Linked DNA regions of Homo sapiens: all the other regions are linked to region 2. The links are chromatin contacts, found by Hi-C or POLR2A ChIA-PET in ENCODE. All regions are on one chromosome and are shown on one strand. Each heading gives the region's core, a stretch centred on a gene start or an enhancer-like site at or near the end of the contact. The rest is flanking DNA. Distances are from core to core; before and after follow the strand shown. Region 1 overlaps LINC02901 (long intergenic non-protein coding RNA 2901). Region 2 holds the start of WTAP (WT1 associated protein). Region 3 holds the start of EZR (ezrin). Region 4 overlaps LOC112267968. Region 5 holds the start of LINC02901 (long intergenic non-protein coding RNA 2901). Region 6 overlaps LINC02901 (long intergenic non-protein coding RNA 2901).

The links. Hi-C counts contacts between places; a loop is a spot of excess contacts on that map. ChIA-PET counts read pairs that join two places held with the same protein, here RNA polymerase II (POLR2A). Pooled maps may share reads with other maps.
Region 1: a pooled map shows a loop between it and region 2 (4-fold over the local background). The contact joins the enhancer-like site here to the promoter of WTAP in region 2. A Hi-C loop is called at or near these places in 2 of 50 pooled maps. POLR2A ChIA-PET finds 5 or more read pairs at or near these places in 2 of 52 experiments (BJ and WTC11).
Region 3: a map of naive thymus-derived CD4-positive, alpha-beta T cell shows a loop between it and region 2 (4-fold over the local background). The contact joins the promoter of EZR here to the promoter of WTAP in region 2. A Hi-C loop is called at or near these places in 2 of 168 maps with a recorded cell type or tissue (OCI-LY7 and naive thymus-derived CD4-positive, alpha-beta T cell), 12 of 37 single-sample maps with no recorded cell type and 14 of 50 pooled maps. POLR2A ChIA-PET finds 5 or more read pairs at or near these places in 2 of 52 experiments (HCT116 and activated naive CD4-positive, alpha-beta T cell).
Region 4: a loop to region 2 is called in a pooled map, with 3 times the contacts of the local background. The contact joins the enhancer-like site here to the promoter of WTAP in region 2. A Hi-C loop is called at or near these places in 1 of 37 single-sample maps with no recorded cell type and 6 of 50 pooled maps. POLR2A ChIA-PET finds 5 or more read pairs at or near these places in 1 of 52 experiments (T-cell).
Region 5: a pooled map shows a loop between it and region 2 (21-fold over the local background). The contact joins the promoter of LINC02901 here to the promoter of WTAP in region 2. A Hi-C loop is called at or near these places in 2 of 37 single-sample maps with no recorded cell type and 9 of 50 pooled maps. POLR2A ChIA-PET finds 5 or more read pairs at or near these places in 2 of 52 experiments (OCI-LY7 and Panc1).
Region 6: POLR2A ChIA-PET joins it to region 2 with 21 read pairs in OCI-LY7. The contact joins the enhancer-like site here to the promoter of WTAP in region 2. POLR2A ChIA-PET finds 5 or more read pairs at or near these places in 2 of 52 experiments (OCI-LY7 and WTC11).

The regions. Positions count from the first base shown.
Region 1 is chr6:158,907,811-158,912,446 of GRCh38, reverse strand. LINC02901 (long intergenic non-protein coding RNA 2901) reads right to left here. Exons shown (of 3, transcript NR_160980.1): 3 at 2,094-2,480. Among named protein-coding and RNA genes, the nearest start is that of LINC02901, 40 kb to the right of the region's middle. RefSeq lists enhancers at 851-1,644, 1,645-2,438. Within about 2 kb of position 1,671, at least 10 of the 41 ENCODE cell types and tissues checked have a DNase peak (open chromatin) inside an H3K27ac peak, as active enhancers do.
Region 2 is chr6:159,723,856-159,728,787 of GRCh38, reverse strand. It overlaps WTAP (WT1 associated protein), which reads right to left and starts at 1,282. Exons shown (of 8, transcript NM_001270531.2): 1 at 1,085-1,282. It also overlaps a transcript of SOD2 not described here. RefSeq lists a silencer at 864-1,413 and enhancers at 876-1,473, 1,424-1,553, 1,904-1,993, 1,474-2,071.
Region 3 is chr6:158,816,552-158,821,468 of GRCh38, reverse strand. It overlaps EZR (ezrin), which reads left to right and starts at 2,101. Exons shown (of 14, transcript NM_001111077.2): 1 at 2,101-2,152; 2 at 3,303-3,387. The coding sequence starts at 3,376. EZR-AS1 (EZR antisense RNA 1) reads right to left here and starts at 3,490. Exons shown (of 3, transcript NR_102425.1): 1 at 3,364-3,490; 2 at 876-997. RefSeq lists silencers at 1,818-1,867, 1,928-2,917, 3,058-3,257 and enhancers at 3,468-3,517, 4,000-4,169.
Region 4 is chr6:159,096,974-159,102,123 of GRCh38, reverse strand. All of the region lies in intron 2 of LOC112267968, which reads left to right. Among named protein-coding and RNA genes, the nearest start is that of TAGAP, 55 kb to the right of the region's middle. Within about 2 kb of position 3,288, at least 7 of the 41 ENCODE cell types and tissues checked have a DNase peak (open chromatin) inside an H3K27ac peak, as active enhancers do.
Region 5 is chr6:158,866,941-158,871,608 of GRCh38, reverse strand. It overlaps LINC02901 (long intergenic non-protein coding RNA 2901), which reads right to left and starts at 1,795. Exons shown (of 3, transcript NR_160980.1): 1 at 1,632-1,795. RefSeq lists enhancers at 802-1,475, 1,406-1,575, 1,476-2,148, 2,149-2,821 and a silencer at 1,656-1,975.
Region 6 is chr6:158,891,725-158,896,608 of GRCh38, reverse strand. It overlaps LINC02901 (long intergenic non-protein coding RNA 2901), which reads right to left. Exons shown (of 3, transcript NR_160980.1): 2 at 1,243-1,388. Among named protein-coding and RNA genes, the nearest start is that of LINC02901, 24 kb to the right of the region's middle. RefSeq lists an enhancer at 1,956-2,656. Within about 2 kb of position 2,213, at least 3 of the 41 ENCODE cell types and tissues checked have a DNase peak (open chromatin) inside an H3K27ac peak, as active enhancers do.

The sequences.
Region 1 (4,636 bases), core at 422-2,921, 820 kb after region 2:
ATGGTAGAGTTGGGGTTTGAACTTAAGTCCCAGGAGTCTGGGAACAACTAAACATAAGGAAAGGGCAAAGGAGACAGAAAAATGAGAAGCTCCCAAAGTGGGTGACTTTAGAGGAGGGAGGTGGCAAAGCAGCCAAGGGGCTGAGCTCTGGGCAGAAGAGGAAGGAGACTAAGCCTCGGGAGGGGCCCCAGGATGGCAACAGATGGGGAGACATTTCCCAGGAGCTGTGAAGGCTGAAAGCAAACTGTGGGCTGGTGGGGAATTAATGGGAGATGAGGAAATGTAGACACGGACAACATGGATGCCTTTACCAAGAAGCCAGGCTGTGGAATAAAGATCAACAGTAACAAACCCCTTCAACGTGTAATTTCATTGTTAGGCCAAACTGGAAGAGAGCCAAAAGCCACCAGGAGCCCAGTCCAAATGTCACCTGCCCACCACACACAGCGGGCTTCCTGTGGTATGAACTATTCACCCCAAATCAGCCTCTTCCCCAGAGCAAACGCCTACCCTGTTGGTATATTTGTAGTCCCTTTCCTGCCTGCCAAGGTGCTGGAAGTAATTGTGCAGGTATGAGCTGGCCAGCCATAGGGCAGCAACCCTCTATGCAGACACAGAATGTCCTGAGCACACCAGGAACTGCAGACACCAGCACCCCACATGACTTCTAGAACTTCCAAGTGCCCACTGATGACATCCTCTGTAAATGCCCCAAGAGAGCAATGCTTTTTTGCCTTGGAAACATCTTTTATACAATCCAGTCTCTCCCAGATCCCTGACCTGAGGCATCGAGGAGAGTTGGTTTGTTTTTAGAAGGCAGCCATTCTTGACAAAATGCACACAAAGATTGGCAGCTATCTGCCTTCCAGGGGCCCCATGAGAGACTAACTCCTCTCCTTCCAACTCCTCTACTTTCAAAGCAAGATGTAGTTTGGGGACAAAATCAGGGAAAGGAGAAACAGGATTTCTTCTCTCCCCGCCACCCGCCATCAGGCTACCAGAGTTTTTAAGGGTAGAGATAGGCTCAGATTTTCCCTGAGGGGTTACGTATACAAAAAATATTCCATAATCATCCAATGGGATCATTACAAATTACTGGATAAAAGCCTTTCTTTCTTCAATCCTCATAGCCCTCTTCTCTTCAAAGAAGTCCACAGAGCTGGAAAAATATAGGAGACAAAAGATTTAAAGACGAATCTAGGGCGAAAACAAAGTGGAAACTTCCCAGCCATGTTCTTGAATGCTAAGCTGAGCCCTGATTCATCAAACACTTTGAATGTGATTCCTAAAATCAATCTTTTCTTTTTCATTTAAAAAAAACAATGCCTACAGGCTCACATTTTGTAGAACAGTGGTGAAAGAGAATTGAAAATATTATTCAAACATATTTTACAACTAACTGAAAAGAACAAACATTTAGAGAAGTGAAAGTCACTGAAATAGGCCTCCCCTGTGCTTTTCTTCAAAGATTTTCTGATGTCAGCTTAGAAGTGAGTTAGAGAAAGGATTAAATACAAAGGAGGGGAGGGGTTCTCTCATCAGCCACCCATGAGAATTGGGAGTTTCTGGCTCAGGCCAGAGAGGCGACTGCCCCTGCCGGGGGACCTCCACCTCTCGGCCACCTTTTTCCACCTGCATAGCCCCTTCCCCCATCAAACTGCACTTAGGAAGGTCAATAATGGTGCTGGTGGTCACATATTCCCTGACGTTCCTGGGTTCAGTTGCTGCTATGTCTTTTTAGATGCTAATTTTATGCTTCACTCAAAGGTTTTCCAAAGAAAGAGGCTTTTAAGTAATGAAAGAATGAATGGGGTTTAAAGCCCTGGCAAGCTGATACCGATCAGTCTCTGGAAAGGTACAAAGCACGCTGTAGAACGGGTTTGGCTTGGAACTGAAACCACGCATCGGAGAAAATATTTGCAACAGAGGGGGTGTCACTGCCACAGGAAACTTAGCAAGGGGCCCATTTCCCAGTATAGTTTAGTTATCTCAAAAGATTTCTTCCCTGTCCAGGTATTATTACCACAGGAGACTGGGAAGAATCACCAGATGAAAATGCTTACATTTAATACTAAAGCTTCCTTGCAAAGCAATAAAAGTTTTATATGATTTAATTTATTAGTTTCATTGTAGAACGATTTTTAACCAGTCTTGTCCGAGACTCAGAATTTTGGTTGACTTTTGTACTTAAATTTACCACGGAATTTTCTTTCCACTTGTAAGATTTAAGTGTTTAACAAGTACTTGCTGGTAAAGGCGCTAACAAAAGCGTTGCTGAGTAACACCAGAACTGTTCACACACTAAAAGGCTGAGACGGGGGAAGAGCAGACGAGGGGGATCTTCTCTGGGGAAAAGATAGAGGCTAGGATGTGCCACCCCTCGGAAGAGCAGATGGACAGCACGACTGCTGCCGTCCCAGCCACCACGGTCCCAGCACCAGACACCGGCTTCGAGTGGTTTCTTATCTTCACTTCTTCCTCTTAAAAAAAAAAGAAAAAAAAATCAAATAATACACAAAGGCATAAAAAATAACACAATCAGCACCTTTTACTCCCCCACTACCCAGCTTAAGAAATAAAACATGATAGGCCGGGCGCGGTGGCTCACGCCTGGAATCCCAGCACTTTGGGATGCCAAGGCGGGCGGATCAGGAGGTCAGGAGATCGAGACCATCCTGGCTAACACGGTGAAACCCCGTCTCTACTAAAAATACAAAAACACATTAGCCCGGTGTGGTGGCGGGTGCCTGTAGTCCCAGCTACTCGGGAGGCTCACTCTGTCACCCAGGCTGGAGTGCAGTGGCGCAATCTCGGCTCACTGAAACCTCTGCTGCCCGGGTTCAAGCAATTCTCCTGTCTCTGCCTCCTGAGTAGCTGGATTATAGGCGCCTGCCGCCATGCCTGGCTAATTTTTGTATTTTTAGTAGAGATGGGGTTTCACCATCTTAGCCAGGCTGGTCTTGAACTCCTGACCTTGTGATCCACCTGTCTCGGCCTCCCAAAGTGCTGGGATTACAGGCATGAGCCACCGCGCCTGGACTTTTTTTTTTTTTTTTTTTTTTTTTGAGATGGAGTCTCGCTTTGTTGCCCAGGCTGGAGTACAGTGGCTCCATCTCGGCTCACTGCAAGCTCCGCCTCCTGGGTTCATGCCCTTCTCCTGCCTCAGCCTCCTGAGTAGCTGGGACTACAGGCACCCACCACCACACCTGGCTAATTTTTGTATTTTTTTAGTGGAGACAGGTTTCACTGTGTTAGCCAGGATGGTCTCGATCTCCTGACCTTGTGATCCGCCCGTTTTGGCCTCCCAAAGGGCTGGGATTACAGGGGTGAGCCACCACACCTGGCCTGGTCTCGATCTCTTGACCTCACAATCTGCCCACCTCGGCCTCCCAAAGTGCTGGGAGTACAGGTGTGAGCCACCATGCCTGGCCTATACTGCACATTTTTAAGCTTTATATGCCCAAAGGTGTGTGGAATCATAAGCAAGTATTTTTTGTGGGGGCGTCTGTCTATATAAACAATTTGAGTTGCCCAAACCAGCATATTAGTACCATTCTGGCAGCCCAATCTTGTGCTATGCCACCTGCCAACAGGAACACCAGCCAACTGCACCAGCCAACAGGAGCAATCTGCTCAGAGTTCTTCCTGGAACCAAGACTTGGACACAAAGGTGCAGCCCAGAGCTGCTAGGGGCATCTGGTCAACCTCAGGAGCTGTGCAAAGGGTGGAGAGGAAAGCTAGTCATCTGGGTCTCTGTCCAAGCTCTGCCCTAGCTCCTGAGATGTGGGACCCATGACAGGGGCCCCATTTGCACCAGTCTAGGACCAGTACAAGTATACCACATGTGTACTTCTGAAGTTCACATTTACCATTCAACATTGTGTGAATTATCCATGTTGACAACCACAGCTCTAGCTCATTCACTTTCATTGCTATTTAGCATTCCATTATATAGACAACAATTTATTTATTCATTCTCCTGATAATGGACATTTTGTTTCCAATTTCCTACTATAAAAGAATTCACGTGGTGTCATTCATCTGGGGTAATACCCGAGGCTTCGTTGTCCCACGCCAAGGAAATCAAGGATGCAGACACACAAGGAGTGAAGTTAACAGTGGTGGTTTAATAGGCGAAAGAAAGAGAAATGCTCTCTCGGGCAGATAGAGGGGGTCCTGAGCGGGTCTTCAGGTCCACAGTGAAGCGCAGGAGGTTTTATAGATAAGCTTGAGGAGGCAGTGTCTGATTTAGCTAGGGCACGAAAGATTGGTCAAACCAGTTGTGCCATTTGCATACAGCACGAAGAACTGGTTAGGACTGGGTGTGCCATTTGCATAGCGTGCAAAGAAGCTGGCCGCCCCACCCTAATCTTTTACTATGCAGGTGGGGTCTCCACCTGGCCGGTGCCATGTTGCCTGCTTCTTTACTGCACACGTGGTGACAAAGAAAAGGGAAGATGGAGTCTCCATATTGAATATACCTGGTCCCCAGGTAGCCTTTTCCTGTTGGCACAGCTGCCAGCATTCACCCATGCAAGCTTCCAGCTTGCTTATCTATGTTTGCAGCTTGATTTTATAGGCTGCTCTTTGTTAGAAAAGAAATGATTTGGGGGCTGCTTTTTGTTTAAAAGGCAGC
Region 2 (4,932 bases), core at 33-2,532:
CTTAAAATGTAACCTCAACCTTATCACAAGCCAGCTTTGCGGACTGCAATCTTTCCCCGACTTGGCTAATCAGATGCTACTTGAATGAATTAAAATGTATCCATCTTGAAAAGATTTTTCGCTCATAGTTTTAAATTACGGTTTTAAATGTCCACAACATGTTTATCTATCGTAGAAAACTTAATGGTCAAAATTTTAAAATCCAAAAAACGAGAACTTGCGATGGATCTATGACGTCCACTTATCTTCCGAAGCAATGGAATTAACTAAAACTAGATAAAATAGGCACAAATACAACTTCCAATTGTAACATACTCATAGAAGTATTTCCCTACCAGACTAAATAATAGTTTTTTTGTTTTGTTTTGTTTTTTTTACATAATCACAGTTATGCTAGTCCTTGATAATGTTAAGCTAATCCTTTGGGATCAAACAACCAAGTGACTTTCTTATCAAAACAAGAACTCGGGCTTTTCCATTACGTGTACACAGACTTATGAAAAACGGTGAAAAAAAAATCTAGTAACTGTCTCACAGGGATCCAAGGTAAGACTTGGATTTCACAAAAATCTGCAATAATTCAGTTTCTTTCCTCAGAATGCTTATACTCATTTAAAAATGGAAGTCTACAAGAGAACGTAGTAACATCCTACTGCGTGACATGAAATGTAGGGAACGAATGTTTCTTTTTTTCCTTGCTGAACTCGTTAGTGCCGCCAGGTCCTCAGGAGAGGCCCAAGGGAGGTGAAGGGGGCGACCCCGAGGCGAGGAAAAAACGAGCGCCGCCGCTCAGCCCGGGGAGGGCATCCTCCGGCCTCCGTGAGTGGCCGGTCTCTCCGGCCGCCAGAGCACCCCTCTCAACCCGGGCCTTGGGGACGGAGGACAGAGATAAAATGGCCTCGAAGCGGCGGAAGTGTTCCCCGCAGGCGGGAAGGTAGAGCGGCTCACGAGAGACCGGTGCCGCACCAGGCCCGTGTGGCCTTTCGGGCCCTGCCCGCCCCTTACCCGCCGGGGGCGGCTGCGCATCAGCCCTCAGGCCCCGGAGGTCCCCCGCGTCCGCTCCCGCCAGCCGGCCCGCGCCTACCTCTCCAGGCAGAAGCCGCGCCGGCGCCACCGGTCGCATAGGCCGAGGCCGCGCTGCTTGCCCTGCCGCCCGGGCCCCCCGGGCCACCGCGCAGCCGGACAGCTCTGCCGCCGGCCCCGCCGCGCTCCTAGTCCCGCCGCAACCCCTGCGCTCCCCTTTATTTGTGGGTCTCGCTGCCACAAAATGGCGCTGAGGGAGGAAACCAGGCCCCGCCGCCCGGCCCCGCCCCGCCGCACGGCTCCGCTCCGCCCTGCCCCGCCCCACAGCCGGTCCGAACGCGCCGCAGGCCAGCGCCACTGCCTCCCGCCTCCCGCCTCCCGCCTCCCGCCAGCCTCCCCGCTCCGCCATGTTCGCCTTCTGGCCCACTCACAGGAGAGTCGCCTTTCAGGCGTGGCCGCAGTCACTCGCCCGCCGCCGAACCCCGCCAGGAGAGGAAAGGTGAAGGGAGGGAGGCCGTCGGCCTAGCCCGATCGGGGCCTCGAGGCACAATGGAGCAGCTGCTCCCCGGTAACACTCCCCGTCCTTTCCCAGGAGCCTGGCGCGAGCTCCGCGGGCCCCGGAGCTCAGCAAGCTCAGTAAGGGAAGCGGCCGAGGGGAGGGGCGGGCCAGCGAGGTCGGAGGTCAGCCCCAGGGCATCACGGGAAGGGAAGGTGGAAGTACTCGCCGGGGCCACCTGCGGCTGCGGGGCTGCCTCGTGCGGAGGGATCTGGGCGAAGGCGGCGCGTGATTGGCCGCTCTGTGTTCGTGACGCTCATCCGTGATGCTTCCGCGTGTCGGAGGACCAGGTGCCACCTCAAGAGAGAGGCCGTGGGCGGCGAGCCGCGGGCGTTTACTCTTAGCAGAAGCTCACCTGTAAGTTTTGAGAACTTAGAAACCGATGCCTTCCCTCTCATCAGTCGTGAGGCGCAGTCTCCTGGCCGCTGGGTTCGTTCCTCCTTGACATCTCTGGAGACGCATCGAGGAGCTATTGTTCTCTGGCGTCGGAGGTTGCGCTGTGTCCGCGGCGTTGAGGGCCCCTTGCTAACTGGAACACGGGGAAGGCGGCCCTGTGAGGTTTAGTGAACTCAATCAAAGAGGTCCTGCAAGTGGAGTAGACTCCCTGAAGTAAGACTGCCATCTGGACCGCCGAGTAATGGCGGTGTTACCTGGAGAACGTGAAACAGTCTCTAAACACTTACTAGAAGAGCACGTAATTCTTTTGATTGGTCTGTCCTTAGCCGGCTTTATCAAACCTGTTCATCCCCAAAGGAGTGTCTTGTAGTAAGGTGATTTATTAGGATAAGATTAAAGTACATTCCAGATGGTCGTAGTATATTTCCAGTGAATCAGATCGGTCTGGAGAAAATCTTTGCAACTCGTATCACAAGAGCTCTCAAAAATTGAAAACAAAAAGTGCAAAAGCCAAAGGAGAAAATGGGGAAGGACATGAACAGATGATTCTCAGAAAAAATACCGTAATGGTCTTTAAACATAGAAAGTCGCTCCACCTCACTTACAATGGAAATACACGTTGAAATTACCTTTCCTGGTGGGAGTGGAAAAATGGTTCAAGTTCCACGGAGTACAAAATTACTTGTGTTTATTCTTATACCTTGCAGTTATACTTCTAACCCTAACCTTATTCTGAAGGTGCAGCTCCACACATGGAAACAATAGGTATACAAGGTTATTGCAGTGCTATTTGTCATAGCAAAAGTTAGGGATAACCCAAATATCCGTTAATAGGGAACTGATTGGGAATGGTGCATCCATACAGTAGAACACAATGCAACCATTAAAAAGATTCAGGAAATAATCGTGTGTTGCTTTGGAATGAGTCTCAGGTTGTATTAAGTATTCACTTAAATATTTAAGTGTAGTAAGTATTCACTGTATTCAAAAGCAAAAATAAGCATATATGCTTTTATGTATTTACTTAAATACATAAAAATATATATTTATATTTAATATGAATATTTATGTGTATATGCTTATTTTCGGGGAGGAATTGGAAGGATATCCTGGAAACTTAACATTTTTAGTTGCCTATAAAGAGTGGGGGGTGGAGACAAGATTTCTCTGTCTTTGAACTTTTAGTTTTACATAGCCAAAAAAGTAAATAAAAAAGGAAACAAAGTAAATCCTAAGGTTGAAAGCAAATTGAAACAAATGAACTTAACTGTTAACTAATATAACTAAGATACACAGAAAAAATAATTATTCTTTGGGTTTTTTTTTTTTTTTTTGAGACAGTCTCACTGTGTTGCCCAGGCTGGAGTGCAGTGGTGCAATCTCAGCTCACTGCAACCTCTGTCTCCTGGGTTCAAGCGATTCTCTCAGCTCAGCCTCCTGAATAGCTGGGATTACAGGCATGCGCCACCATCCCCTGCTGATTTTTGTATTTTTAATAGAGATGGGATTTCACCATGTTGGCCAGGCTGGTCTGGAACTCCTGACCTCAGGTGATCCGCCTGCAGGTTGGCCTCCCAAAGTGCTGGGATTACAGGAATGAACCACCACCACTGGCCCCTCTGAGCTTTTGAACACAGTACTCTAGTAGTGTATCTGTGTTGTGATAGTGTAGTCTTTCCTTATATGCAGGAGATTGGATTTAGGACCTTCTGCGAGCATATACAGAAATCTGCATACTAAAGTCCCGGAGCTGAGCATAGGGAAAGTTGGTTCTTTGTGTAGGTGTGTTTTGCATCCCACTGTACTTCTGTTTTGTTTTCTTCCTTCCTTCCCTTTCCTTTCTTTTTCTTTTCTTTTTTTCTTTCTCTCCCTCTCTTCTTCCCTCCCTTCTTCCCTCCCTCCCTCTCTTCCCCCCTCCCTTCCTTCCCTTCTCTTGCTTTTCTTTTTTTTTTTCTTTTTTGAGAACAGGGTCTGACTCTGTCGTCCAGGCTGGAGTGCAGTGGTACGATCATGGCTCACTACAGCCTTGACTTCCTGGGCTCAAGCAATCCTCCCATCTCAGCCTCCCGAGTAGCTGGGACCACAGGCATGTGCCAGCACATCTAGCTAATTTTTTTCTATTTTCAGTAGAGAGCTGTGTTGCCTAGGCTGGTCTTGAACTCCTGGGCTCAAGTGATCCTCCCACCTAGCCTCCCAAAATGCTGGGATTATAGGTGTGAGCCACCGTCCCTCGCCCCACTGTATTTTTCATCTGTGTTGGGGTGAAAAAAATCCACATATAGGTGGACCCTGGCAGTCCAAACCAGTGTTGTTCAAGGGTCAACTGTGTATTCTAAGGATGAAAAAAGTGCACAGGAGCTTTCAGCTTCACTGATTTATGATTAATGGTAACATTGTTACTGTGGTTTTAAAACTCTGTACTGTATATGGTAGGATAACATAAGTATTTTAATGTTACTATATACAAAGATGTGCAGTGTGTGAGAGAATGAGATACAAACACAAGATCAAAGAAGTTCAGAAAAGGGCCGGGTGGCTGATGCCTGTAATCCCAGCACTTTGATAGGCCAAAGCGGGAGGATCACTAGAGTCCAGGAGTTTGAGACCAGCCTGGGCAACATAGCAAGACCCTGTCTCCATTTTTTAAAAAATTTAAAACAATTTTTAAGACGTTCATTCATCCGGGGGTGGGGGTGGAAACTAATATAAAGAATTTTAAGAAGTTCAGAAAAAAAAAGTCTGTAGTATTGAGTTTAAACTGGAGGGCTGGGTGCAGTGGCACACACCTGTAATCCCAGTGCTTTGGGAAGCCAAAGTGGCTTAGGAGTTCAAGACCAGCCTGGGCAACACAGTGAGATCTTGTCTCTACAAAATACAAAATAATAAAATAGCCAGGGGTGGTGGCCTGTGCCTATAGTCCTAGCTACTTGGGAGGCTGAGGCGAGAGGCCCAAATGA
Region 3 (4,917 bases), core at 852-3,351, 910 kb after region 2:
CAGTATACTTCAAATGGAGCGAGATAAAAATTAGATTAGAGGCATATCCTATTATGAGAGTTGGGAACCCAAACTGGCTAACCAGGCTCCAGGCAGTGATAAGGCAGTGGAGGTATTGATGTCCAGTTGGAAACATTATCAGTGCAGGTAATTTAAATATCTTTCATAGTTTTCTTTCTACTGCAGTTACCATTATATCTTCATTTTATTTATTTATTTATTTATTTTTGAGACGGAGTTTCACTCTTGTTGCCCAGGCTGGAGTGCAATGGTGCGATCTTAGCTCACTGCAAGCTCTGCCTCCCGGGTTCACACCATTCTCCTGCCTCAGCTTCCCGAGTAGCTGGGACTACAGGCGTGCGCCACCACACCCAGCTAATTCTGTATTTTTAGTAGAGACGGGGTTTCTCCATGTTGGTCAGGCTGGTCTTGAACTCCTGACCTCAGGTGTTCCACCTGCCTCGGCCTCCCAAAGTGCTGGGATTACAGGCATGAGCCACAGCGCCCGGCCTATAACTTCATTTTAATAAAAAAGAAATTCAGGCCAGGAGTGATGGCTCACGCCTGTAATCCTAGCACTTTGGGAGGCCGAGGTGAGCAGATCACCTGAGGTCAGGAGTTCAAAACCAGCCTGGCCAACATGGTGAAACCCCGTCTCTACTAAAAATACAAAAATTTAGCTGGGCTTGGTGGCGGGTGTCTGTAATCCCAGCTACTCAAGAGGCTGAGGCAGGAGAATTGCTTGAACCTGGGAGATGGAGGTTGCAATGAGCTGAGATTGCGCCAATGCACTCCAGCCTGGGCAAGAAGAGCAAAACTCCGTCTAAAAAAAAAAGGGAAAGAAAAGTTCAGTCTTTCAGAGGGAATACACTTACCTGAATAGAGGTCAAAATCTCAGAAGAGGCCTCCCTCCTCTCTCTGACCTCTGAAATGCCCTGGATCTGCAAGTGGGAGATAACAGGCCCTGACAAAGGGTTGCCCAAACAGCAGTGTGTCCCTAGGAAGACAGGTTAAGCATCAATTACTATGAGGCTAGCACGAGTTAAGCATTCCACATGCACGATCTCATTTAATCCTTACAAGTCTATGTAGGTGGGGCTACTAGTATGTTCACTCAACAAATTGGGAAACAGAGTTTGGAACTTCGCCCAAAGTCATTGGTTTCTCTTTCTACCAGGATAGATTTAAGTGCTTACTAAGTGTCAGGTACTGTTCCAGGCATCGTACATGTACTAACTCATTATCCTCATTAGAACCCTCTGATACAGGTGCCATAATTATGCCGCTTTACAAACAAGAAAACTAAAAGCAGAAAGGGAGGAGTAAACCCAGGAGAGGAATTCAGGAGAAGCTCTGGTCTCAACCTTTAGCCAACATCACAATCACCCGAAGGGCTTGTAACACACTGATTGCTGGGCTCAGCCCTAGAGTTTCTGAATCCTAAGGCTGAGCAACACCTAATTTCCACTTATGCAAGTTCCCAGTGAATGCTGTTGCTGCTCGTCTGGAAGCCAGACGTTGAGAACCCCTTCTAGAGTGAGCTCTCCCGCAGCAAATTCTACTGGCCCCCAAAGTATGTGTTTTGTGTGTCTTAAAAATTTGTTGAGAACCATTAGCAAAAAAACAAACAAAAAAACTTAATTCCTAGAATTTCAGAGAAATCCCATGGAGCTTTTTGCCAGTCACGTCAAAAGAGGCCACAAACGTGCCACTTAACCAGAGCTTCGGAAAGGCGGCGGCTGGGCCGGCCACGTGCACCGAGACTCGGGGCCAGGTGCAGCCGCCCCAGGGCCGAGGCCTCGGAACTGGCCCCCGGTCCCGGCCCCAAGCGGTCCAGCGATTCCCCCAAGCCGTCCGCCCCTCCAGATTTATTTACGTTTTCCTGACTTCCCCCTGCCCGCTGTGGGACAAACAGCCTCCCCACTTGCATCTGCGAGGGGAGTAGCGCGCACTTCCGCCAAGTTCCGCCCCCACCCAGCCCGAGGCCCGGCTGCCGCCATCTTGCGGGGGGCGCACCTCACAGGTCGGGAGCTGGGCGGGAAGGGGCGTGGTCCCGGGACCCGCCCCGCCGGGGCTTTTGGGAGCGCGGGCAGCGAGCGCACTCGGCGGACGCAAGGGCGGCGGGGAGCACACGGAGCACTGCAGGCGCCGGGTGAGGCGTGCGGCGGCCGGGGTCGGGACGGGGGTTCTGGGCGGGGGGTTCCTGGTGGAGGGCCCGGGCGGGCGGCGGGGTTCGGCGGCAGGTGCGGCGGGCAGCCTAGGGGGCGCGGCGCGGGGTTCTCGCCCGGCACCCCCGGGGCAGGTGGAGCTGAGCCGGCCCGCGGCCCCGCGACCTTCCCCTCGGCGCCGGGTCCCCTCAGGTCTCTCCCGAAGGAAACGCGGAGCCTGGGTGCCTGGGCGCCGTCCCTCGGCGGCTCCCGAGCGGTTGCAGTTTTTGAAAGAGTTTCTCAAAGGCTTGACGGTTGTGACTGCAGCCGCGGGGCAACGGTTGCTACACAAAGTGAAACTTGCCGAGTGCTCGGCTTCTCACGGGCTTCCTGGCAGCCCCGGGAAGTTCCTCGGCGGACCCCGAGCCCGCGCCCCCTCTCCACGGATCCCTCCCCAGCGAGTGCCCCCCCGCCCGCCCTGTGCCCCCTCTCCCCTGACCCCTCCCTGTCGGGTGCCCCGCGGGCTCGCGCTGGCTGTCCCGGGACTCCTTCCTCCTAGGTGTTCCTCCTGCCCCTCGCCCTCTCTCTCCCAGGCGCGCGCTCCCTCTCCCCGGGCCTTTCCCCGCCGGGTATCCCTGGGCCCGCGCCCCCTCTTCTCCGCCTCTCTCCGCTGGGTGCACCTCGAGTGTCCCCCAGACCCCTCCCCGCCCGGCCGGCGCTCTCTCCCCTGACCCTCCTGGCCGAGTGTTCCCCGGGGCCCGCGCCCCCTCCCCCCGATCCTCCCCACTGAGTGTTCCCCCTGCCCTCTCTCTCCCGGGCCTGCGCCCCCCACCAGCCCCTTCATGCTGGGGGTCCCCTGGGTGCGCACCCCCTCTCCTCGGACCCACCCCCAACTGGGGGGCACCTCCAGTGCCCGCCGGCTGCCCCTTGGGCGCGCGCCCCCGCTCTCGGGCGCCTCCTCGCCGGGGGCCCGGCCCGGCCCCGCCCCGCCCGTGCCCCCTCCCCATGCCCGCAGTGCTGGGCGGGGCGCTGACTCACCCGGGCCCGGGCTGGCCGGTTCTTAAGCGGCAGCGCGCTGCGGGCGCCGAGTGTCGGGCGCGGCAGGAGGACGAGGCAGGGCGGGCGGGCGCTCTAAGGGTTCTGCTCTGACTCCAGGTTGGGACAGCGTCTTCGCTGCTGCTGGATAGTCGTGTTTTCGGGGATCGAGGATACTCACCAGAAACCGAAAATGCCGAAACCAGTAAGTTGCCCAGTTTCTGGGCCGGGCGGACGGGAGAGGCTTCATTGGAGAGGGGAGGCACCTGCTCGAGGTGTTGGGGCAGTTCCTGGGGAACAGGGTTCTTCTCACACGCAGAAGACGATAGGAATAGGAGGAGGTTTTCGCCGCTCTTTGTTACTTGTTGACCCTTTTGTGGAGCGTTAGGAAAACACCATTTTGATGCTTTTCTCTGCAGTCTTTTTCTTTGTGAGCCCCCTCCCCAGTAGTTACGGTCTTTTCTAAAAACTAGAGGCCTTTTTACACTGCTTCCGTCTGTTTTTAAAGGGTATAGTAATACAACTTAGAAGTTTCTTAAAAAGTCCAAATCACAGGGAGACTCAGATGGCTTCCGACCACACACACCAGTTCTCAGAGCTCCTAAGGGTCCGAAACCACAGGCGCCCCAGATCCAACTGGGGAGATATTAAAGGGCGTTTGGGAGAGGAGACTGGCTTTCGGAAGTTGCCTTTCAGCTTCGCTTCCTACTAGGCCCATGAAGCGGTGCCCTGTACACCAGCAAACTTGCTGGCTGCAGCAGAATTTCTGTCTCTAACAGAAGGTTAGCCATGGACTTGAATTGTAGATGCAGGCAGCCGGTGGAGTTTGATAAGAGGTTCCTGGCAGGCCGGGCCGAGCACTCCTGGTCAGCTGATGAAAGGGCTGTGCCTGCGCCTCTGTCTCCTTGAATCTGATTGTGTTGAGATTGCTGGCGAGACCTGGGGGTTGTAGGCACAAGGCAGGTTCTCTGGGACTGACGCTTCTTAGAAAGTTGTATGTATTCTACCTGCTTTTAACACTGGGGAACTGGTGACTAGACATTAGGGGGAAGGTTTAACATTTTTTGAGTTTTGAATCACAATGGACAAAATATCAGGATTCATTACAAATTGGGATTACAGATACATCTGGAATTTTTTTTTGGTTTTTCAAACAAGTTGGTTCTGTAATCAATGCTTGTGTGCCTTTTGTGGGGGATGGGGGAGCGGAGTCTCTCTCTGTGGCCCAGGCTGGAGTGCAGTGGCATGATCTCGGCTCACTGCAACCTCTGCCTCTCAGGTTCAAGCGAATCTCCTGCCTCAGCCTCCCGAGTAGTTGGGATTACAGGCATGTGCCACCATGCCCAGCTGGTTTTTGTATTTTTATAGAGAGGGGGTTTCACCATGTTGGCCAGGCTGGTCTAAAACTCCTGACCTCAGGTGATCTGCCTACCTCGACCTCCCAAAATGCTAGGATTACAGGCGTGAGCCACCACACCCGGCCTTGTGTGCTTCTTCTGTTACATTTTATGTTCTCTAAGATCTTTGTTAGAGGTATTAATTTTGCTGTTAGGATAAAGAATTAATATGCCAGTAGATTCAGAAGCCAATATAATTTTTGCCTAAGTTACATCAAGATGATTCATTTGTGATGCAGAGTATTTTCTATACAAAATTTTTCTTTTTAATTCAAACTTAAAAGTGACACGTGACATCGAGGCTTGACAGTGCATGTGGTATGAAACTGACCTAAGTA
Region 4 (5,150 bases), core at 2,039-4,538, 630 kb after region 2:
GAAGCCCTTTGAGAATCTGCTTCTTTAAAAAAAAAAAAAAACAATCTCTGCCCCTCTCCCCCTTGAAGCAATCCTCAGACTCCTGTTTAAGAAATCCTGGTGTAGACTATAAAGTGCTTCCACCACGCTGCACCCTCAGCTACACTTGCAGATGCACTGGGGCTCTATTTCCCTGCCTCTGCCTCCACTGCCTGGTTTCCCTTCAGAACCACCCAAGTCCTTTTTCCCAAGAGATGTGTTGAGACGTGAAATTTCCCAGCGCTGAGCCTACCACCACACTCGGAGACTGGAACCCGCCACACGCCTGGCCCTGCAGACGAGCTAACACATGGGCAGCATGGTCCTGCCTCCTGCCCTGCTGCGGCGTTTCTCTTGAGCCCAGAGGCACCGCCTTAGCTCACTGTGTCCACAAACAGAACATTCTGGCATGGCCTGAATACAACTGACTCTTTAGATGACGGTCTCTGATGAGATCAACCAAATCAACAAATGTAATGAAAAGATAAGAATTGTTGATGTGCACAACAGGGCAAACTGAGAATCTGGGGCCTGATTTATGTCCTTCTGCTGCCAGTGATTCCTTCAGTTTGCCCCTTCTTTCTCTGAGCTTCTGGTCCCCCTTCTGTACGCAGGGGGTGAGGATTCCTGCCCTATTCATGAGGTAGACGAGAATTAAAATCAAGTGAGATGATGAGGGGGAAAGTGCTCTGAACTCTAAACCTTCTAAAATACCAAATATTATTATTATTAAAGAAATTATTGGGAAACTAATGATAGAATCACAGAGGGAAAATGGCATTTTACTACCACTCAAGAGCAAAATCTCAATAGAAAAACCAAAACAGCCAGCCAGTAGACAGGGAATACATAGCATCTGGCATTTGTTATAAGGTATTGTAAATATTTTTTACTTTTATGTGTTTATTATACAGTTTCAGAAAGGAAAAGGAAAGAAAAGGACCCAAGAACTCTCTGCTTTGTTGGATCAAGTGCAGGTTCTTCTAGAACACCGGCGGGTACAGAGTCAGGGCTCAGCAATGTCCGCTCTTATCGCGAAAGAGCCTGCTGACCTTGGAAAGACGCTGCTAAGACAAAGAGGCTGCCTAGGAAGGGGCCAGCCAGGCTGCTGTGGAACAGCTGGGCAGGGCCCTCAAGGGGGAGTCATGTCCCCACCACTCCCCCAACCCCCATTTGCTCCACCAGCCACTGCTTTTTCTAACACTCCACAACTTTGCCATCTGACTTCAGACTGGCTGTGGTGAGGGCTAGGATAGGTTGAGAGAAATGCAGGTGACCTCAGTGGAAAGCAAATCAAGCAAGGCACATAAAAGATCAAAGGTCGTTCAACAGATCTGTGAAGGTTTCATCCATTCACTGTGGTTCTATTTCCCTGCCTCTGCCTCCACTGCCTGGTTTCCCTTCGGAACCACCCAAGTCCTTTTTCCATAGTGCCTGCACGTCCCACTTCCAGGCACTATGCTGGGGCTGTGGAAATGAAAGAGACCACGTGCGTTACAACAGACGAGACAGGCAGATGAGCCAGACAAGTAGGTGACACAGGTTTGCAGGGAGACACCCACTCTAGGCTGCAAGTGGTCCCTGGGTTGAAATGCGGAGAGGGCCTCTTGGCAAGCAGCAGAGAGGGGCCAGGGTTAGCACACAGAGCCTGGCGAGATCGATCAAAGGGACTGAGGAGTCCTGTGGGCTCTGATGCCTGGGAGTGATTGAGGCATACATATTTGAGAGAATTCCTCGGGCAGTGACAGGGAGGATGGAGGGGGACAGAGAGTTGAGGGAATTAAGGTCTGATGCAAGGAAAATAGCAGAAACTATTGAAGTAATGCAGGCAACATGCCACAGGAGTGTGGAACGTCAGTGGATGAGAAAAAAGAAGTAAATGAAAAATATCCAGAAGGCAACATTTGATCATGTGGAGAAGGGAAAGTCCCTGGAGCCAGACAGGCCTGACTCCAGCTCGCAGCCCTGCCACTTGCCAGCTGAGAGGTCTGCAGATTGCTTAACATCACGGAGCCTCAGTTACTTCATCTATAAAATGGCCCTAATTGTATAGGAGTGTTGTAAGGATTGAGAAAGAATGAGGGTAAAGAGATTAGCCTGGCACATGGCAGGCAGTCAGTGTTAGCCCTGTTGAAGAAAATGGTAATTCATGCCATAGGTTGAGGACCAAGTTTGATTTTTTTTTTTTTTTTTTTTTTTTTTTTAGACAGAGTCTTACTCTGTCACCCAGGCTGGAGTGCAGTGGTGCTATCATAGCTCATTGAAGCCTCAAACTCCTGAGGGAAGTCCTCTCTCCTCAGTCTGCCAAGCAGTTAGGACTAAAGGCCCAGCTAATTTAAACTTTTTTTTTTTTTTTGAGACAGGGTCTTACTTTGTTGCCCAGGCTGGTCTCAAACTCCTGGCCTCAGGTGATCCTCCCACTTCGGCCTCCCAAAGTGCTGGGATTACAGGTGTAAGCCACCACACCTGGCTTGAAAATGAAACCTGATTATCTTGCCAATCAAAACCTGATTATCTTGCCAGAAATGAGATGAGATGCTGTGGGTGCTTAGCAATGGATGACAGGCTTGTACCTATACCTCAGGGCAACTGCATCCACACAACGTGACTTTGGAGAGCTGTATGCGCCATGACTTTATGCAGGGGGCCTCCAATGCAGGTTAATCCAGGCTGTGTGGAATGGTGGACCCACAGCTGTGTTGCCTCGAAACCCCAGATGCCAGGAAATGATGGTTTCCAGGTCAGGCTTCTTATGGCTGAAATCCCTTTAACTGCACTTTTTTCTTTTGCAAAGTCACCAGTAATTCAAAGAGCCCCCAAATACTGAGCCACTCTCCATACCTTTATGCCAAATCCACAGTCAAATACTGGGAGTTCAGATCGGAGGAGCACACACTTGGGCAAACTGACCTAAGAGGCCTCGCCACCCACTCCCAGGGTGCACCTGTGACCACCCTTCCTTCTCCCACTTCCAGCAGGCTCCTGAAGTCTATTCAGGCTGGGAGCTGATGCTGAACTCAGCAGGGCCCCAGTTGACTAGATCATTTCCCATGTGAAGTTCTGGGGAGAGAAGATCAGGTCTCCATGGAGCAGGGCCCGGCGGCACTTTCGCTGTGCGAAGCCACCAGCAGGCCCCACTCCGCTGGAAATTCATCAGTGCATGGAAAGGCAAAGGGCACAGTTGTTTCCGTTCACCAGGTATTCGCCACGTCACTTGTTTCCTATTTCAGTGCATTAAAAAAATTTCCCCTCCGGTGAGAGTGCTGAGGCGCCTTTGTTGTGAAATATGGTTAACACGAGTGCTTTTTTTTAATGACATCACCAAATTAGGTCTCTGTGTGTGTCAGAAAAATTAACCCCGGCAAGTGTACAGTTCTCCTGGGATCACAAGGAAGTGCAAAATAGGGCTGGAGGGCGGGGGACTGGCCAGGGAGCATGAGGAGGAACAGCGATCAAAGGAGAGGGGAAAGAAAACAAAAATCGTGGGCAGACCAAGACTGACATGCGGACAGGTGCCTGGCAAGCAGAATACTCAGGAAAGAAACTTGACCTACTTCACTTGACTGGATGTGGATTATCTACACGTGCATGCTTTTTCAAGCTCAAATGAATAATTATCTGACAAATACAGATCTGTTCCTCTCAATTTGGTTCATAACATCTTATTTTAAATATTCAAATATTTCACCCACATCGCCAGAGCCTCTGTATAGGCCGCATGTTTTCATGTGCTCTAAATCTGCAGATGGTTGGGATGGCTGGGGCGAAAGGTCTGAGCTTTGACCCACATTGTGTTTAAAGAAATGTTTAGGGCCGGGGGCAGTGGCTCACGCCTGTAATCCCAGCACTTTGGGAGGCTGAGGTGGGCAGATCACGAGATCAGGAGATCGAGACCATCCTGGCTAACACGGTGAAACCCGTCTCTACTAAAAAAAAAAATACAAAAAGTTAGCCGGGAGTGGTGGCACATGCCTGTAGTCCCAGCTACTCATGAGGCTGAGGCAGGAGAATTGCCTGAACCCGGGAGGCGGAGGTTGCCGTAAGCCAAGATTGTGCCACTGCACTCCAGCCTGGGTGAGAGAGCGAGACTCCATCTCAAAAAAAAAAAAAGAAAGAAATGTTTAGAATGAATGGACATTTAATAGAATGTCGGCTTACTGGCGTTTTAAATCATTGGCAGTAACACTGGGCCCGCATTCCTATGTGGCCCTCATGGGCTGTCCCTTTGGACCCAGCACAACTTCTACCATTTTCTACGGTCCCACCACTCCCAAGCACTCACTTCAACCATTGACTTTCCCCTCAGGCGTTTGAGGGTGGTCTCTGGGCTAGGCAGTGAAGCAGGCTCTGATGGGTATAGCCGGAGAGACAACGTTTGCTCCATACCTGGGAGTTATATATCCCTCAAATATATGGAAATAGCCAGACATGTTTCCAAATAAATTCAAAGAGAAGCAGAAGCCATTTAAAAACAGAGCAGAGAGTTCTAGTTCCCATGCATTACGGTTTGAGACCCAATTTCTCTATTGTATTCTCTCCCTAAATAGCAAACTAACCACCAGCAAGACTTGAAACACCACCACTTCAGAGCCGCCCAGGCTTTCCTTTGGGCTGTATCATTTATAGACGCCCACCCCCGCTTGATGGAGAGAAAGCTCTGACTTATTCACAAGGCTGTGGGAGGTGTCTGCGGGGTGGAAAGGCCAGAGAGCAGAGTCCCACTCCAGAGCGGGAACCCATCATCAGGGCACGAAATCCAAGACTCATGCCACTTAATTGATTTTTGGAAAACACTGAGTATTGCTTTTTTTTTTTTGAGACAGGATCTCATACGCAGGCTGGATTGCTATGGTGCAATCCCCACTCACTGCAGCCTCAACCCCCTGGGCTCAAGCTATCCTCTCACCTCAGCCTCCTAAGTAGCTGAGACTACAGGCACATGCCACCCAGCTAATCTGTGTATTTTTTTGTAGAGACAAATACACAAATATTTCTTTAAACACAATGTGGGTCAAAGCTCTGACCTCTCGCCCCAGCCATCCCAACCATCTGCAGATTTAGAGCACATGAAAACATGCGGCCTTTACAGAGCCTCTGGCGATGTGGGCGAAATATTTGAACATGGGGATCTC
Region 5 (4,668 bases), core at 546-3,045, 860 kb after region 2:
AAATGCAAAGGTGTCCAATCTTTTGGCTTCCCTGGGCCACACTGGAAGAATTGCCTTGGGCCACACATAAAATACACTAAAATTAACAATAGCTGATGGGCTAAAAAAAAAAAAAAAAAATCACATGGCGGGGCGCGGTGGCTGATGCCTGTAATCCCAGCACTTTGGGAGGCCGAGGTGGTCAGATCACCTGAGGTCGGGAGTTTGAGACCGGCCTGCCCAATATGGTGAAACCCCATCTCTACTAAAAATACAAAAATTAGCCAGGTGTGGTGGCACCAGCCTGTAATCTCAGCTACTCGGGAGGTTGAGGCATGAGAATCGCTTGAACCTGGGAAGCGGTGGTTACAGTAAGCCGAGATCACACCACTGCACTCCAGCCTGGGCAACAGAGACTCTGTCTCAAAAAAATAAATAAATAAATAAAGTCACAAAAAATCTCGCAATGTTTTAAGAAAGTTTACAAATTTGTGTTGGGCCACATTCAAAACCGTGGCCTGTGCGGGTTGGACAAGTTTGGAATAAAGCATAATGCTTGATTGCAATTACATGAAGTTTAAGAGTAGACACAACTCATACTTGGTAATTTAAGTCCAAATGAATAGTGGTTACCTCTGGGGAAGTACTACTGACCGGAAGGAGCAGTTGGAAACCTGGGGTGATGGAAATGTTCTAGATCTTGACCTAGGGGCTAATGACATGTGTATACATATGTAAAACTTCACCCAGCTGTCCTCTTAATTTCTGTGCGATTTATTGTGTGTAAATTATATCAGTTAGGAAAAAATAAGAAAAATGAAGGAATGATGGAGAAAAAAAGAAATGAAGAGAAACGTAACGAAGGAAGAAAGAAGGGAGGAAGGGAGGGAGGGAGAGAGGAAGGGGGGATTAAACCCAAGCACGGAGGGGGAGAGATGCTCCTCAAAAATATGCTATCAGTCATGTAGTGTTATTTATTTATTTATTGAGATGGAGTCTCGCTCTGTTGCCCAGGCTGGAGTGAGTGGCACGATCTCGGCTTACTGCAACCTCCACCTCCCAGGTTCAAGAGATCCTCCTGCCTCAGCCTCCCGAGTAGCTGCCATTACAAGCACACGCCATGGTGACCGGCTATTATCTGCATCTTAAAGATGGGGAAAGTTTGAGGTTTCCTGATGTGTTCAGCGTCACAGACTGGGTGAGTGACTCAAGCTGAGGCTAAAACCCAGGTGTGTAGGGCACCAAAGCCTTTGTGATTCCACCTCCTACAGCTCAGGTCACTTCCTCGGAGAAAGGTGACTCCTAGAAATGCCTCCCACCTGGAACTGATCTCCTCCTGGGAAGAACGTCTGTCTTATCGCCGTCGACCTTAGGCATGGACACCCTTCTGTCCCCCACCCACAACTGTGAGCCTGCTCAGGAGGCACAGCCGCGTTCATTCATTTTAGGCCTCCTCAAGGGCTCAGCGCCTGCTAAGCAGATGCGCGTTCCTGTAGGACAAGGGGTGGCCACTGGAGACGCGGGTGCGACGCAGGCGATCACGCCCTCGGACGACGCTGCGGACTGCGCTTCCTTCCGAAGAGGGAACCGTTGAGAAGAGTGAAGCGATGAGTTATGCCTCACTGGAAACCAACCGCGTCCGTGTGACTCACTTAGAAACTCACTGTTACATATTTGGAGCCTGAGCTGACGACCTTCCGGGTACACGTCAGGCAGAAGCAGGTGCGCGGTGGGAGTGTCCGCCCCGCCCCGCCGGTCGCGCCGGCCCCGCCCCCCTCACCTGCGCGCGCAACCCCACCCCAGCGCGAGGCTCTGCACCGGCCGCGCCCGCCATCCAGCTTTTATATGGCGCTATTTTGGTCGCGCGCCCTGATTGGCCGGGAGCGGGCGACGACACGCTCGCGCGCCTCAGGGAGGGGCCAAGATCTGGGGGAGGGGAGCTTCTGGCAGCCGCGCGGATCCGGGGGCGGCGGGGCGGGACTGCTGCGGTCTCTGGGGGTGCTTTGGGGCTTCTGTGCCTAGTCTGCAATCTGTTAGTGGGGTTATATTTTAATAAAAGAGCTTGTGTGTCCGAAGGGGATTTGCCAAGAACCAAACTCACCCTTCTGGGAGGGAGTTGCCAGATGGCGGGAACAGGCGGCGTAAACCTTACCAGACGTGAGCCCAGGCTGCTCAAGTGTCATTCGCGTCTTGAAGCTCTTGCCCGCCTCCCTTTGCAAGCGCGTCTAATGCCAACTCTACCTTGCCCTTTGCTAAACCAGCCCTCTAATGTGTTATCGTGCCTCACGTCAGACAATGGCTGGGCCTGTCTCTCTTTCCCCTTGGTTCTGTCCTCTGCCCTTCTCTTAAGCCAGAAGAACAAAACACTCCTTAGAATCGCTGGAGGATCTCATTTCCACCACATTCCCGTGTCCGGAGCCGAAGAGCCACGTCTGACCCTCACTGGTCTGGCTGTCCACCAATCAGGCAGCATTGCTTCTCTGAGTCTCAAGGTTATTAAATTTCTTCTGGTGGCAGACTGGTTTTGTACTTTGGTGAAAGTGACCAAATAGGTACGAAGTGTGATTCATCAAAAATTCTTACACTTAAAAAGATAAGCCAAAAGGATCATTCGAAGCCACCACTCCATATTAGATGGGAACTTAGCTTGAAAGGGGTTCTCTTAAGGATTTCTATTTACTTCTTTGAATTACAAATATCATCTCTGGTTGGAAAGCCTATAAACGCCTCTGAGATTTCCTGAGTTCACAACTTTGAAGATCATTTGCAGCTGGATGCAGAAAAAACAAACCTAGTAATTGTTGAATGTGGACATCAATAAGAATTAAGTACTTTTGGCCCAAAGGCAGTGGTTCACACCTGTAATCCTAGCACTTTGGGAGGTCGAGGCAGGAGGATAACCTGAGGTCAGGAGTTCCAGACCACCCTGGCCAACATGGTGAAACCCCATCTCTACTAAAAATACAAAAATTGGGTGGGCGTGTTGGCGCATGCCTGTAATCCCAGCTACTCAGGGCTGAGGCACCGAATTGCTTGAACCCAGGAGGCAGAGGCTGCAGTGAGCAGAGATCATGTCACTGCACTCCAGCCTGGGCGGCAGAGCAAGACTTGTCTCCAAAAAGAACTTTCAATGTGCCAGGCATTTTAAATGCTTAACAGGCATTTCATTTAATCCTCACAAAATCCCCATGACTTAGATACTATTATTATACCCATTTTACAGAAAGGGTCTAGAAAGCTTGCATAACATTGTGTCTGGACTTGGTTCCTGCCAGTGGGTTCGTGGTCTCAGTGACTTCAAGAATGAAGCCACAGACCTTCGCGGTGAGTGTTACAGCTCTTAAAGATGGCCGGGACCCAAAGAGTGAGCAGTAGCAAGGTTTATTGTGAAGAGCGAAAAAGCTTCCACAGCATGGAGGAGGACCCAAGTGGGATGCCGCTGCTGGCTGGGGTGGCCAGCTTTTATTCCCTTATTGTCCCCACCCATGTTCCATTTCTATCCTATCAGAGTGCCCTCTTTTTCAATCCTTCCCGTGACTGGCTACTTTTAGAATCCTGCTGATTGGTGCGTTTTACAATCCTCTTGTAAGACAGGAAAGTTCCCCAAGTCCCCACTGGACCCAGGAAGTCCAGCTGGCCTCACCTCTCAACATGACTCATGCAACACATTAGTACCATGGCAGTGCCGGGATTCACACCCAAGGTTGTCTGACTCCTGTGTGCCCTTAACTACTAAGCTCTGCAGTTTCTTCTTTCCTAACCAGAAACTTAGTCTTAAGCGGGCCCAGAAGGAGTTGGGATCACTACCAGGTGTTACAAATCTTCAGGAAGACATTTGTCCTGCTGCTGGTTTAAGAAAAGGATTGCTACTGTGGGGCGTGGTTGCTCACACCTGTAATCCCCACTATTTGGGAGGCTGAGGTGGAAAGATCACTTTAGCCCAGGAGGTTCAGGCTGCAGTGAGCTGTGATCACACCGCAGCACTCCATCCTGGGTGACAGAGCGAGACCTTGTCTTAAGAAAAAAAAAAAGATTGCTATGTGAGAGGGAAAATAAGGGTGCCTACAGTCTCAACAATCTCCGCTTCCCCTGAGCAACAGACCATATTAAATCTGCAGTACAAAGTTTCTGAAAATGTCTCAGATTCTGCTGTGTTCATCAATTTGGAGAACGACCTGTTTACAAAGTGGCCTCACTTAGATCCACTTGGTTGGTTAGGAACCAGGAAGCAAACCGATCATAAGAATGACTTTCAAACTTTCTTCTACACTTTCTTCCAAAAAGCTACCAGAACTACCTGATAGAAATTCCAAATACAGTAGACCCTGCAGTGGAAACTGCCTTGGAGCCAGGCAGGCTTGGGTTTAATCCCCAGTCCCACCATCCCCCAACCCGTCTCTCTGAAGTTGTATGAATTTCCAAACTTTTATGAACCTCAGATTCTTTATTTGTAACCTGTTTGGCTGAAAGGATTAACTGAGATCTCTGAAGTTCCTGAATTATTGAGTGGCACAAATAGGTATTCAAAAAAATGTTCATTATCTTTTTTGCTCCTTCCCGTGAATGATTAAGAAGAAAAGCACCTAGTCATGACTATTCTATCTTTATTATTTCTCTTACAGAGCTACATTGACTGTACTAAGTTTCATAGTCAGGTAGTAATTTACAGTAAGACTTAATTATCATCCA
Region 6 (4,884 bases), core at 964-3,463, 830 kb after region 2:
GATGGCTTGCATAAGGGCTCAGAGGCAGGACTATGTTGAAACCATCTGGCTTGGGCAGAGAATCTGAGATGAGACCTCCTCCCCAGAAGCTCAGGATGTATTTATTAGAAGGACGGATAGGATGGTAAAACATGGAAGAGTGAGCTGATTAATTTGGGTGTCGAGTTGAGGAAATGGTCTGAGCAGCCCAGAGATATGCTGAAAATGTACATTAGAAAAATCTATCTGTCTGTACAGGATGGGTAAGGAAGGGTGTGGCGGTGATGAGAAAGCTAGGCCGAAGCCCACTACCCAACAGAGAAAGAACTTAGGGAGGCAGCCGTAGAAACAGACACAGGGAAATAAAAATCACCAGATTTTAGGACCGGGCGCAGTGGCTCACGCCTGTAATCCCAGCACTTTGGGAGGCTGAGGCAGGCAGATCACCTGAGGTCAGGAGATCGAGACCATCCTGGGCAACATGACGAAACCCCATCTCTACTAAAACTATAAAAAGGAGCCAGGCATGGTGGTGGGCGCCTGTAATCACAGCTCCTCGGGAGGCTGAGGCAGGAGAATCACTTGAACTTGGGAGGTGGAAGTTGCAGTGAGCTGGGATCACGCCACTGCACTCCAACCTGGGCAACAGCAAGACTCCGTCAAAAAGAAAAAAAAAAAAACTCACTGGATTTTAGAGCCTAATTGCATGTGAAGGTCCAAATGAGGAAAGGATCACAGATGGTGCTGATGTCTCAACCTGAGGAGATTTGATTCACTTCCCTGCCCCTTCCTGTCCATTCACTCACTGAACACTGAGCGCTTACCATGCAGCAGGCCCCGTGAAAGAGCCAGAGAGAAATAAGATGGGTGAGAGAGAGCACCTGCCCACAAGAAGCCCATTGCTTAGTGCGAGATAAGGTGAAATCAACAGATGGCTATAAAAGGGGAGAATAATGCTAGCCCTAGGCCCAGGGGCTGCAGAGCGTGGAAGAGGGCTCTAATATGTTCTGACAAGCATTGCCATCTACGTTACCACCCCTTCCCCACACCGGCTCCCTCTGCCAAGGCTTTAAAGAGAGGCAAATGACTCTAGAAAATCCCCACAGGGCTGGGGCAGAACTTCCAGGCCCTGTGAGGAGAGCCCTGTAGATGAGGAGGAGCTCCAAGAAGCTTGTCTCCCTCTCATGAGCATGAGGTGTGGGGATGGACCCCAGCAGTACCAGGATGCCACGTATTCCATCAGGTCTCTTTTTAACTTCTTACCTATCTCTCCTCCCACTACTCTGCAGGTAGTGCTGAAATCCTGGATGTTGGAGCTGGAAACGGTAATTCAGTACACACTCCCTTATTTTGCAGAGGAAGAAACTCCCCGGGCAGTGTTCCTCGTTCTTCATACCTCTCCACCTGTTCTGCCAACAAAATTGTGCAGGGTCATTAGAAAGCTAAGTGACAAATACATAATAACGTGTCAATGAAGTCACAGAATGGTGTTACAAGCTGGTAATGACTTAATGTGTTTTTCCTATTAGGGTCGTTTATAGTTCATTACCAAAAGTTTTTTGTTTTGTTTTTGAGATGGGGGTCTTGCTCTTTCACTCAAGCTGGAATGCAGTGACATGATCACAGCTCACTGCAGCCTTGACCTCCTGGGCTCAAGTGATCCTCCCACCTTAGCCTCCTGAGTAGCTAGGACCACAGACACGTGCCACCATGCCTGGCTAATTTTTTTTTTTTTTTTTTTTTTGTAGAGACGGGGGTCTCATCATGTTGCCCAAGCTGCTCTCAAGCTCCTGGGCTCAAGCAATTCTCCTGTCTTGGCCTCCCAAAGTGCTACAATTACAGGCATGAGCTACCACACCTGGCCTCAATAACTTTTTTAAAAAATTTATTTTTATGTATTTAGGGGTGAAATTGCAGGTTTCTTCCATGCATATATTGGGTAGTTTTACTAAAAGTTATTAAAAGCCTTTAACAAAAAACAGATGAAGGAATGTATCTCCCCAGGTGGAGTGTATTAGGTAAGAGAAGGTCTACAATAGTCCAGATCAAAGAGCACTGTTTTTTCAGTAGTCTCACCAAAGAAGTATCTGTTTTTAATACGCGCACAGGCATTTATAGTTTAGGAGCATCTGCCTATCCCTTGCCTACAAAAGACTGCAGCCTACAAAAGACTACACTGACGCCTTTGGAAATGCAGAGATGGCATTCCTAAGGTATGAGGTCAGCAGGACTTGTTTTCTGAGGATGCCGTAAAGAAACTGCAAAACCTCTAGTTGCTCTCAGTGCTTGTTATACATTAATTATAATGCACTAGCATGCTAAAAGACACTCTCACTGGCACCATGACAGTTTACAAATGCCATGGCAAACCCAGAAGTTACTTTATATGGTTTAAAAGGGGAGGAACCAGGCTGGGTGTGGTGGCTCATGCCTGTAATCCCAGCACCTTGGGAGGCCGAGGTGGGCAGATTACTTGAGTCTAGGAGTTCGAGACCAGCCTGGACAATATGGCAAAACCTTGTCTCTACTAAAAATATAAAAATTAATTAGGCATATGCCTGTAGTCCCAGCTACACAGGCGGCTGAGTTGGGAGGATCACTTGAGCCCAGGAGGCAGAGGTTGCAGTGAGCTGAGATCGTGCCACTGCACTCCATCCTGGGTGACAGAGCAAGACCTTGGCACTCTCTCTCCCTTTCTGAGATCTCTCACACACACACAGGAATTACATTGATGTTAATAGGGGAAAAAAAACCTCTTATCCATTAAGAAAAAAAAAAAATTGCGGGGCACAGTGGCTCATACCTGTAATCCCAGCACTTTGGGAGGCCGAGGCAGGCGGATCACCTGAGGTCGGGAGTTTGAGGCCAGCCTGACCAACATGGAGAAACCTCGTCTCTACTAAAAATACAAAATTAGCCGGGCATGGTGGCACATGCCTGTAATCCCAGCTAGTGGGGAGGCTGAGGCAGGAGAATTGCTTGAACCCGGGAGGTGGAGGTTGCGGTGAGCTGGGATAGCGCCATTGCACTCCAGCCTGGGCAACGAGAGTGAAACTCTGTCTCAAAAACAAACAAACAAACAAACAAAAAAACAGGAGGCCAGGCACGGTGGCTCACACCTGTAATCCCAGCACTTTGGGAGGCCGAGGCAGGCAGATCACGAGGTCAGGAGATCGAGACCATCCTGGCCAACATGGTGAAACCCTGTCTCTACTAAAAATACAAAAAAAAAAATTAGCCGGGCATGGTGGCAGGCGCCTGTAGTCCCAGCTATTCGGGAGGCTGAGGAAGGAGAATGGCGTGAACCTGGGAGGCGGAGCTTGCAGTGAGCCGAGATTGCTGCCACTGCACTCCAGCCTGGGCGACAGAGCGAGACTCCATCTCAAAAAATAATAATAATAATAATTAATTCTTAGACCAGCCACAGAACCTAGAAATGAAGAAGGAAGCAATTTTTCCTCCTGTACAAAAGAAAGGTCTAAAGATTGGACAGGAAGAAGTATATTTATTTGTAAATAACGTGACTACAAACTTAGAAAATATAAAATAAACCACAATGAGAATTAATAAATATATTCAGCAAAGTCATAGGCTACAAGGTCAGTACACAAACATCAATAATATTACCATATATCAACAAAAAAAATTTTTTTTGAGACATAGTTTTGCTCTTGTCATCCAGGCTAGAGTGCAATGGCACGATCTTAGCTCACTGCAACCTCCGCCTCCCGAGTTCAAGCGATTCTCCTGCCTCAGCCTCCCAAGTAGCTGGGATTACAGGTGCCCACCACCACGCCCGGCTAATTTTTGTATTTTCAGTAGAGAAGGGGTTTCACCATGTTGGCCAGGCTAGTCTCGAACTCCTGACTTCAGATGATCCACCTGCCTCGGCCTCCCAAAGTACCGGGATTACAGGCATGATCCATAGTGCCTGGCCTCAAAAAATTTTTTAAATGAAAAAAATTTTAATACCACGTATAATATCAAACATATAAATATCTAGGAACAAATTATAATACCTTAAAAAAAAAAAACCTAAGAAAAAAATGTGCCCAATCCCTATGCTAAACATTGCAAAACATTTCTGAGAGAAATGAAAGCCCTAAATGAATAGAGATATTCAAACACAAAGGAGGAAGAATAAAAAGATCTACGTGGTGATAAGGTTTCTACATTCCACTTGACATGACAAAATACTAATTCTAATTAGACTGGGAAATGTTAAGTATGTACATTGTAATCTCTAGAGCAACCACTAAAACATACATACATAACTAAAACTCTAGAGTTCAATTCAGATGGAAAACTAAAAATGTTCAAATAATCTAAACCACGGCAGGAAAGGGATAATAAAGAAATAAAGACTAGAGGAAATAAACCGAAAAGAAATAAAATAAAAATCTGAAAAGGAAATAAAAATCTGAATCCAAACCTATCAATAACTACATTCAACGTAAATGATATAAACCAGGGGTCAGTAAAAGTCCAGGTAGTAAATATTTTTGAACTTGTCAGCCATATGGTCTCTGTTGCAACCACACAACTCTGCTTTTGGAGCAGAAAAGTAGCCACAGAAAATACATAAATGAGCCGGGCATGGTGTCTGTAATCCCAACACTTTGGGAGGCCGAGGCAGGCCGATCACTTGAGGTCAGTAGTCCAAGACCAGCCTGGCCAACATGGTCAAACCCTATCTCTACTAAAAATACAAAAATTAGCCAGGCATGGTGGTGGGCACCTGTAATTCCAGCTACTTAGGAGGCTGAGGCAGGAGAATCACCTGAATCCAGGAGGCGGAGGGTGTAGTGAGCCGAGATCGAGCCACTGCACTCCAGCCTGGGCAACAAAGTGAGACTCCGTCTCAAAAAAGAAAATAGATAAATGAGCATGGCTATGTTTTAATAA